2 separate regions of the Homo sapiens genome follow, and region 1 is linked to region 2. The links are chromatin contacts, found by Hi-C or POLR2A ChIA-PET in ENCODE. All regions are on one chromosome and are shown on one strand. The core of a region is the stretch at or near the end of the contact, and the rest is flanking DNA. Distances in the headings are between cores, read along the strand shown. Region 1 overlaps LCP2 (lymphocyte cytosolic protein 2). Region 2 holds the start of DUSP1 (dual specificity phosphatase 1).

Evidence for each region. Hi-C counts contacts between places; a loop is a spot of excess contacts on that map. ChIA-PET counts read pairs that join two places held with the same protein, here RNA polymerase II (POLR2A). Pooled maps may share reads with other maps.
Region 1: a loop to region 2 is called in a pooled map, with 7 times the contacts of the local background. The contact joins the enhancer-like site here to the promoter of DUSP1 in region 2. A Hi-C loop is called at or near these places in 7 of 50 pooled maps. POLR2A ChIA-PET finds 5 or more read pairs at or near these places in 3 of 52 experiments (B cell, activated CD4-positive, alpha-beta T cell and activated naive CD4-positive, alpha-beta T cell).

The regions. Positions count from the first base shown.
Region 1 is chr5:170,277,163-170,283,397 of GRCh38, reverse strand. The region is part of intron 3 of LCP2 (lymphocyte cytosolic protein 2); the gene reads left to right. Among named protein-coding and RNA genes, the nearest start is that of LCP2, 17 kb to the left of the region's middle. Within about 2 kb of position 4,682, at least 19 of the 41 ENCODE cell types and tissues checked have a DNase peak (open chromatin) inside an H3K27ac peak, as active enhancers do; they include B cell, where a contact is called at or near this core.
Region 2 is chr5:172,768,589-172,772,444 of GRCh38, reverse strand. DUSP1 (dual specificity phosphatase 1) reads left to right here and starts at 1,250. Exons shown (of 4, transcript NM_004417.4): 1 at 1,250-1,859; 2 at 2,139-2,284; 3 at 2,651-2,870; 4 at 3,313-3,856. The coding sequence starts at 1,493. The coding sequence ends at 3,683. It overlaps LOC105377730 (a long non-coding RNA gene), which reads right to left and starts at 234. Exons shown (of 3, transcript NR_188285.1): 1 at 1-234. RefSeq lists enhancers at 1-202, 1-239, 1-775, 240-1,001, 1,423-1,692 and 1 more and silencers at 803-1,252, 1,793-1,902.

The sequences.
Region 1 (6,235 bases), core at 3,433-5,932, 2.5 Mb after region 2:
TCCTTTTTCATCTTAAGGCTAAGCTCAACTGATGTCTTCTGGCTTTTTTGAGAGCCTGGAGAAAGTGGTAGGGGTGGGAAATGGTTTCTGGTTAGTGTGAACGGGAGAATTATCAACACATTGCGAATGGGCTGGGGTGGGATCTTTCTTTAGCTCTCTGGAAACTAAAACAAAAGCTTGGCCTGCGATGTAATCCCCTCCTCCAATGTGTTTGAATGTGCACCCTAGAAAGACTGTGAAGCCTGCCCATAGAACATGAAGGGTTAATATGGAGAATGATGGAGAAAATATCAAGGGAAGGTCCAGGCTGCCCTGATGAGGTGACTTAGAGACTCACTGTCCCTCTTGGCAGAAATGTATAACAAGGACCAATTCCAGCTCTACTTCCAATGAGTTGTGTGACCTGGGACACATCCCTAGACCACCCTCAGCTTCCTAAACTATAAAAGGAAGGAATGGGTTAGAGAGACTCTACAAGCTCACCAATTTTAAGTGCTACTATTTGGGGTATAAATAGGCAGACAGGAGAGCTTAGTGAGAAAAAGCGCAGGCTCTGAGGTCAGATGCTTGAGACCCAATCCTTCCATTCACAGGCTGTGAGACTTGAGGGCAAGCTAGCTCAGCTCTCCGAGCCTCAGCTTCCTTATCTGTATAATGCTAATAATGATAGAACCTACCTCAGAGGGTTAATGGGAAAATTAGGGGAAATAATGGGAAAATAACAATATGCACTGAATAAGTGTTGGCTATTCTTGCTTTATGTAAAATCCCAATTAGAACAATTTTAGCTTTTTAACTATTCTATCTTTCTGGAGAGGAGGAATTAAAGAATAGAGAGGACATAGGGTTTTGGAGTGAGGGAGATCCAGGCTCTAAAGCTGACTTTGCCTCCCACCAGCTGTAGGACCTTGGGGAAGTCATTTAGGCAATCAGAGCCTCAGCTTCCTTGTCTGTAGAAGGGAAAAGAGCTAACTTTTCAGGAGTGGGGAATATTAAAGGAGGCAGCACACAGAAATTGCCTGGTGCTGTCCTGGATACTTACAGGCGTTCAATACTTTATTCATTCCATCTCTTGTACATAAGTTTATTTGTCTTGTTCATTACCCCAAAGGCCTTTGGAAAAGAAATTGTGTTCATGTACAGAAAACCAAAACAATATTACACTCTTCTGAATGTCTCTATTTCCTTCCCTGACGTTTACAATATAAGTATTAAATAGATTTTTAAGAAGGTAAGTTGTGGTAAGGAAGGCTCTCTCAGCCTGAAAATGCAGTCACTCTCTCAGGACATGGTTGATCCCAAGACACCTGCAACATTGTAAAGGTGGAGGATTTTTAAAGAAAAAAAATGAAGGCTCCCTTTATAGGGCCTAGGTTGGCCCTCATGGTACAGCTGACAACGGTCTGGTTAAATCGATAGAATACACGAATACACGTTCAAATCTGCTGGTGCCTATTTGAAGTTCATTAAAGGATGGGATGTTATAAGTTTTATATTTAAATGCACAGTGTAACTTTACGGAGAAGAGAGTGACGGGGTGGGTGGTGCAGGCAGCAATTAGGTATTGGATGATGCTCTTTCTGCTGGTTATCCCTGTAGCCATTACCAATGGTGCAATTAGGCTGGGAAAACCTAAGACTCAAGCTGAGAAGTAATGCAGAAATATTTGTCTGTCTTCCTGTAAGGCTGTGAGTCTAATGGCAGAAACAACGTACTGAGGCATCTCCTTTGTACCTATTTCTCTACCTGAGACAGAGAAGACAGGAAAGGTGTGGAGGAAGGGACGCAGAGGCGAAAGGAACATTCTCATGCCTGTTAAAGAATGTGGCCACTCAAATGCCTGTAATCCCAGCACTTTGGGAGGCCAAGGCGGGCGGATCACAAGGTCAGGAGATCGAGACCATCCTGGCTAACACAGTGAAACGCTGTTTCTACTAAAAATACAAAACAATTAGCCGAGTGTGGTGGCAGGCACCTGTAGTCCCAGCTACTCGGGAGGCTGAGGCAGGAGAATGGCGTGAACCCGGGAGGCAGAACTTGCAGTGAGCCAAGATCGTGGCACTGCACTCCAGCCTGGGGGACAGAGCAAGACTCCGTCTCAAAAAAAAAAGAAATATGGCCAGACCCCAGCAAAACCAAAACAGGGCCTCTCTCCAACATGGTCCTCCCCTGTCCCATTCAGTGGCTAATTGCCGTCCAGGGACCCAGCTCTTGTCAGTCCTCAAGGGCCCTGCCACAGGAAAGGTGCCTCCCTTGGCTGTCCCTTCTTCTCTTCCAGTGCAAGCCCACAGCACTCGACGTGAAGCCTCCTCTCCCCATAAATGCTGGTCACGTGCCTTTAGACAGATGCCTCCCTCAGAGCCTTGCCTATTATTATTATTATTTTTATTTTTGAGTTGGAGTTTCACTCTTGTTGCCCAGACTGGAGTGCAGTGGCGCAATCTTGGCTCACTGCAACCTCCGCCTCCTGGGTTCAAGCGATTCTCCTGCCTCGGCCTCCCGAGTAGCTGGGATTACAGGCATCACCATGCCTGGCTAATTTTTGTATTGTTAGCAGAGATGGGGTTTTGCCATGTTGGCCAGGCTGGTCTCGAACTCCTGACCTCAAGTGAACCACCTGCCTCAGCCTCCCAAAGTGCTGGGATTACAGGCATGAGCCACCACACCTGGCCAGCCCTGCCTTTTTTATTTGTAAAAATGAGAATAATTATACTTGTCTACCAGGAAAATGATCGTGAGGCACCAGGAAAACACTCCATGTAAAACTACAGGGGTAGGGGACATGGGTGACAAGTAAGGAGAACACTGTGTCCTCAAATTATTATGTCCTACTCTTACACTCTCGACCGAGGCCTCAGGTGATGGTGAAAGGCTCCTTCCTGAGTCTTAAAACATCTGGCTGCCCCCGGCTTCTCAGGTGACAAGGATAGAATTTAGAAGGTTTGGCTCTTGGTTCAAGGGGGCTGGTCTTTAAAGACGGAAAGAACACTTTGTTCCTTGGAAGGAGGATTGGAATGCAGAGCGAGAGCAGGGCTGAGAGTGGGAATGTGTGCAGGGAGGAGGGGTGGGGAGGAGAAGGAGAGTTCCAGGGTCCCACTGAGAGAACAGCACAGGGGGAGAGGCATCTGCCCTACCCAGGAGCCGGGAGCCTTGTCCCAGGAGGGATCAGCAGGCAGTCTGAAATCTGAGCCCAGGGAATAAGGCTCCCACTGTGGGAGGGCTTTGGTCAGAAGTTGGCCAAAGCTCTTACTATGTGAGCTGTGGCAAGAATGCGCTCTACATCATAAGCCAGTACACAGCTACACGTGCCACAGTAGAGGAAACAAAGATGGAATTTTCACAGGACAATGCCTATTCCTACTGCATGCTTTGTGCACTGATATTTTCTATTCTATACCCCTTCCCCTTCCCTTCCCTTCCCCCCTCTCTCTCTCCCTCCTTTTCCACCTGCCTGGCAGCCTTCTTTTCTTGTATAGTTTCTTTCCTCTTGTGTCATCAGCAAAGTTGATTTCTAGACCCACTAGTAGGGCTTCCTTCACTGTTGTTCAAGTGTGGGGAGAATTAAAGGGCTACATCAGAGGCCAGCTAAGGCCCCGCATACCCCCACTCTCCTGTTTCACTCCCTTCATAATCACAAAGTTCCTTCTCCTGCCTTTCCTTCTCCTCCTTTTTTAAAACAAGCAAACAAACAAACAATTTCATCAGTGTCAAGAATAGCAGGATTTATTTCACAAGCTTTTTGGATGATAATAAAAATCACGTGGGGGCCGGTTGATGTCACTGAGCCTCAGGCTTCTCCTCAGAGAGTCCGTTCAGGTAGGTCTAGGCTGGGCCTGGTGATCAGTGTTTGCAACAGGTACAGCTAAGTAATCATGATGATCAGGCCCATCAGGGATTCCCTAATCAGGTTTAACCCCTGTATTGTGCTGATAAGGAATCTGGGGCCAAGTGAGGGCAGCTGCCTTGTCTGAGATCACACAGTGGGCGCCACCCTTGGGGCCAGACATTGTAGTTAGACTGTCTGTGCCTGCAGGCCCTGTACCTTGTACATTACCAGGAGAGACCTTAGACTGAGAAGATGAAGACTGGCCCCCACCATGCTGTAAGTTAGGGATGCAGCTGGGCTGGAACCTAGGTCATTGTAGAATGCTGCCTTCCTACACGGGCCTGGCTTCCTGTGGGGAGGTTCAGCCCATTTCCAGGGCCAGCTAGTCCCTTAAACAAAGGCAAGCAGAGAGGACTGCTGTCTATGGCTGCCCAGCCCCCATCACTTCTTGCTCTGGTCCTGAGCGAGGCCAGGGGTTTATGGGGTGAAGGGAGAATGAGTCACCTCCCTCCACTCACTGTCACTTGGTCCTCTGGGGGTAGGGTGTAATTTGAAGGTTTGCACCTAGCAATAGCCATAGCAACCACCTCCCTGCTATGCCCACCATCACTGTTGCACCGTCCACCAGACCCTGGCAGTGGTCCCACAGGCTTGGAAGGTGCTTTCTGTAGCCCCTTAAAGCAGGAGGACCCTGGGAGCCCACACTTTGCTGCAAGCCAACTGCCAGGACCTGTTCTGCCCCCACTCAGCTCTTTGCTGCTCCTCTGCTGAGGCCTGCGGTTTGACATTTCCTTCCTCACCCAATTCGAGCCCCGGCAGCCTCCAGCCTGGCTGCTAGAGATACTGGTGAGAGGCAACACCGCAGAGAGCAGGAGGTTCTTTCAAGATCCAAAGCAGCCTTGTGAGCTGGTCAGAGCCCTGTCAAACTCTGTAGGAGGAGGGCGTTGAGGTGAGCCTCAGTCCCACCTCGCTCAAGTCATTACTGAAATGTCACCTCTTCAGTGAGGCCTGATCATTTTAAATGGCAACCGCATCCCACCCCTGCACTCCCATCCCCCCCAGCCCCCCACCCCTGCACTCCCATCCCCCTCACCAGCCCCCCACCCCTGCACTCCCATCCCCCCAGCCCCCCACCCCTGCACTCCCATCCCCCCCGCCCCCAACCCCTGCACTCCCATCCCCCTCGCCAGCCCCCACCCCTGCACTCCCATCCCCCCCAGCCCCCCCCTGCACTCCCATCCCCCTCCCCAGCCCCCCACTCTGCATGTGCATGGTGCATATGCAGCACATTTCACCTCCTTAAAGTTTCCTCTCCACTAGCAGGGATCTTTGTTTTGCTCATTGATGCACCTTGAGCACTTCTAAGTTCCCAGCACTTAGAAGGCCCTCAGTGCACATTGTTGAATAAACAGGTGACAGAATGGGAGTGGCTGCTGCAGCCAGCACCACCTGACACGGCCAGGACACAGGACACTAACGGGGCTCCCTTGCCAGCTCTGTAGGAGTCCTTTTATCCCACATGCCCATCGTCTTCTTGAAACAACCACTTAAGGGAACCAAAAAGAACCATGTCACAAGCATTCTGACGGCATGGTCAGGAGGCAACTAGGAAGCCCCCGCTGCTGCTCTTAAAGCCTCGCTCTCTCTGCCCAGTCACAAAAGCCTGGAGTTGTCAACAATATTATTACAGAGAGTAAACCTTTCCCTCCCCTTCCTCCTTCTCTTTCCTCTTAAGTACCAGTGTGTTTATCAAAATTTGTTTATCCCATTGCTCTAATGAGGTAGGAGGTTTGGATACCATTTCTTTCTTTTTTTTTTTTTTTTTTTTGAGACGAAGTTTTGCTCCTGTCCCCAGGCTGGAGTGCAGTGGCGTGATCTCAGCTCACTGCAACCTCTGACTCCCAGGTTCAAGTGGTTCTCCTGCCTCAGCCTCCTGAGTAGCTGGGATTACAGGCGTGCACCATGCCTGACTAATTTTTGTAGTTTTAGTAGAGACGGGGTTTCACCATGTTGGCCAGGCTGGTCTCGAACTCCTGACCTCAGTGATCTGCTCACCTCAGCCTCCCAAAGTGCTAGGATTATAGGCGTGAGCCACCGCGCCCAGCCTGGAGCCCATATCTTGGGAGAAATGAGGGAGTTGAGGGGCAGGGGAGGTGATGGAGGAATCGAGAAATGGTGGCTGCTAAGGACTTCCTTTGCTAACTTAGCAAGTTTATTTTAGGCTAAACTTGTTACTTCGAGATGGTCATTAAGCAGAAGAAATAGAGATCATGAGCCGTTCTCATAGGCAGGCCAGGGACTCAACAGTATCTGCCTCCAGAGAGCTTGCAGCAGAAAGGGAACTGACACAGGGGTGTGTGCGTTGAAAGGGCACTGGCTTGGAAATTAGAAAGGCTAGCTTGTGGTGCT
Region 2 (3,856 bases), core at 1-2,500:
CCGTCACTGGGACTCAGGGCACGGAGATCGCTGGGCGGGGCGGGGGTCTTCCCAAGTGTTGCGATCCAGGTCCTGGCAATCCGCCCACAATGGCCCGGGATTGGATTTTGCTTTCGGCCTATAACGGCCGCGACGACAGGGAGCGAGGGTTGTGGCCGGCTTCTGTTCCGGGTTGGAGGCCCCCAGCCCAGCGCTTAGTGGGCGCTCACTGTGTATACTGCCTATTTGTATAATAAAGAAAGGGATGGAGAAGCTCAGTCTGGAGCCAAGGTGACAGAAACGTGTCGGGCGGCCCCTGGGGGGCGCCGTCGAGTCGCGCTGCGGGTCGCCCCTCACCCCTCCAAACGCCAAACCCTGGAATCCACTGCGGGGCCTTGCGACCCCTCACCGGGATTTCAGCCCCCTGACCTGCCTCCCTTGGCTCCAAGTCTTCCGGGGGCCACAAGACTAGGAATAGCATTATTTCCCGGTGGGAGTTTGCTTGCTCACACTTTCATGGCAAATGTAGATATTTTAAAGCCACCTTAAAGAAAAGTCTGGGAAACAGGAAAGCATTGCCCTGAACCTCTCCGCCCCAACTCGCTCGAGTCGGTCTTGGTAGGGACGACTTTTCTATCGGCAGAGTTGTTCATTTTTCTCTAAACTTCATCTTAGGCGCCTATTTGCTGCCCCCACCCCAGTAGTGTGGTTCTGGGCAAGTCAGTCGCTTCGCCTGGGGAACCTCAGTTTCCCCGCCTGTTAGTGATGAGGAAATGAGGAAAAGGGGCACAAGAGTATGCAAAAGCACAGGAAGCCCCTTTCGGTTCAGGTCGGCGGCCGAGGGGCACGGGGAAGGGGACTCGGGGAGGGAGAGAGGGAGGAGCGGCGAGGCCAAGGCAGGTGGCACGTCGCCCGTTCTCCCGGCCGCTCGCATCCCGGAGGTCAGCCTCAGCTGGCAGCGAGCCCTCCTCCTCCCCGCTGGGCCTGGAGCGCGGCGCGGGTCCGGTCCCTGGGGACGCGCCAAGAGCAGGCCGGACAGCAGGGCGGGGGCCGGGCCGCGAGCCAGCGCGCGGCGAGCGGACCCAGCTCCGAGGCTGATGACGTCTCCCCCTCTGGCTCGGCGGCGCCTGGCCTGGCAGGGCGGGTGACGTCACCGCCCCGTCACGTGATCACCATTCAAACAAACACCCCCCCTCCCCCTGCGCGCGGGTCTGGCCCGCCCCGTCCCCCAGAGGCCGCATATAAACGCGCTCCCCGGGCCAGGCTCGCTGCGAAGGACATTTGGGCTGTGTGTGCGACGCGGGTCGGAGGGGCAGTCGGGGGAACCGCGAAGAAGCCGAGGAGCCCGGAGCCCCGCGTGACGCTCCTCTCTCAGTCCAAAAGCGGCTTTTGGTTCGGCGCAGAGAGACCCGGGGGTCTAGCTTTTCCTCGAAAAGCGCCGCCCTGCCCTTGGCCCCGAGAACAGACAAAGAGCACCGCAGGGCCGATCACGCTGGGGGCGCTGAGGCCGGCCATGGTCATGGAAGTGGGCACCCTGGACGCTGGAGGCCTGCGGGCGCTGCTGGGGGAGCGAGCGGCGCAATGCCTGCTGCTGGACTGCCGCTCCTTCTTCGCTTTCAACGCCGGCCACATCGCCGGCTCTGTCAACGTGCGCTTCAGCACCATCGTGCGGCGCCGGGCCAAGGGCGCCATGGGCCTGGAGCACATCGTGCCCAACGCCGAGCTCCGCGGCCGCCTGCTGGCCGGCGCCTACCACGCCGTGGTGTTGCTGGACGAGCGCAGCGCCGCCCTGGACGGCGCCAAGCGCGACGGCACCCTGGCCCTGGCGGCCGGCGCGCTCTGCCGCGAGGCGCGCGCCGCGCAAGTCTTCTTCCTCAAAGGTACGCCCTCGGGGAAGCTCGGGGCGGGCCGCACACCCCTGAGGTTTTGCCCGGTACCCCTGGCTCTCGGCTCCCGGGGGATCGCCCCACCTGCAGCGCGTGGGCGCTGGAGTACATTTATCTCTGGAACTTGTCATTGGCTTTGTTTGGCTCTGGAAACAAAGACTTGCCTGGGCCTTTCCGATGTAAACTTCCAGCCCTTGGTGGGTGGGGGAGTTGTATGAAGGTGCCGTGTCCCGGTGTCACTAATGGGGAAAAAAAATGTCTTTGTATTCCCAGGAGGATACGAAGCGTTTTCGGCTTCCTGCCCGGAGCTGTGCAGCAAACAGTCGACCCCCATGGGGCTCAGCCTTCCCCTGAGTACTAGCGTCCCTGACAGCGCGGAATCTGGGTGCAGTTCCTGCAGTACCCCACTCTACGATCAGGTTAGTAGGTGTCCCTGCCACAGGGAAGAAGTAAGAACTGGCAAAGGCATGGAAGAGTAGTGCCAGGGAGAATATAGAAAGTGACCTGCAGCATTATTTATAACGGAGGGGACACAGGGATATGATTTATTCCACAGTTAAGTGGTCTGACGGAGCCGAGTCTCCAATTGTAGGCTCTACGGAAATGAACTTGCTGGTCCTGCCCAGGCAAATGGGCTTAGTTCCCTATTTATTTATCCTCCAGCAACAGAACTGAGTTCACTCGGTATCTGAAATTGACTTTTCCAGCAGAAAGTTTTTGTGGGTATGGGCACTGGCCTTGGCTTTGAGCAAGCTTGATGAATGTTGGATATTTCTGGATTTCAGGGTGGCCCGGTGGAAATCCTGCCCTTTCTGTACCTGGGCAGTGCGTATCACGCTTCCCGCAAGGACATGCTGGATGCCTTGGGCATCACTGCCTTGATCAACGTCTCAGCCAATTGTCCCAACCATTTTGAGGGTCACTACCAGTACAAGAGCATCCCTGTGGAGGACAACCACAAGGCAGACATCAGCTCCTGGTTCAACGAGGCCATTGACTTCATAGGTAAATGGAATGGATGCCTGGGGCTTTTCTGCCTTTCTCTTCTCATTTTAGCCACTAAGCCCAACCTCTGTGGCAAGAGCTTGAAGTTTTCTGAGCCTTCTTCCACACATTCAGTATCAGTCTGGTGTGGGCAACATTCCTGTAAAATATGAATTTGATTCGATGTCCCACTTTACAGATTTGCAAAGTGGGGCTCACAAAGTTGAATTGACTGGTCTGAGATCTATCTGCTAAGTGGAAATCCCCAGTCTGAGTTTAAATCCTGTGCCATCCTTTGCACAGTGCCCACGTTGCCTCCATGAACAGTATCCATGTGATGGCATGTGGTGATGTTGACCATTTCTAGACAAGACACACATGACCTTTCTCAGATACACTGTACCTGGGCTTGGGGTGGTTCTCCTGAACTCTCAAGTAACCAGCCGCTCCTTTGGTTTTCCAGACTCCATCAAGAATGCTGGAGGAAGGGTGTTTGTCCACTGCCAGGCAGGCATTTCCCGGTCAGCCACCATCTGCCTTGCTTACCTTATGAGGACTAATCGAGTCAAGCTGGACGAGGCCTTTGAGTTTGTGAAGCAGAGGCGAAGCATCATCTCTCCCAACTTCAGCTTCATGGGCCAGCTGCTGCAGTTTGAGTCCCAGGTGCTGGCTCCGCACTGTTCGGCAGAGGCTGGGAGCCCCGCCATGGCTGTGCTCGACCGAGGCACCTCCACCACCACCGTGTTCAACTTCCCCGTCTCCATCCCTGTCCACTCCACGAACAGTGCGCTGAGCTACCTTCAGAGCCCCATTACGACCTCTCCCAGCTGCTGAAAGGCCACGGGAGGTGAGGCTCTTCACATCCCATTGGGACTCCATGCTCCTTGAGAGGAGAAATGCAATAACTCTGGGAGGGGCTCGAGAGGGCTGGTCCTTATTTATTTAACTTCACCCGAGTTCCTCTGGGTTTCTAAGCAGTTATGGTGATGACTTAGCGTCAAGACATT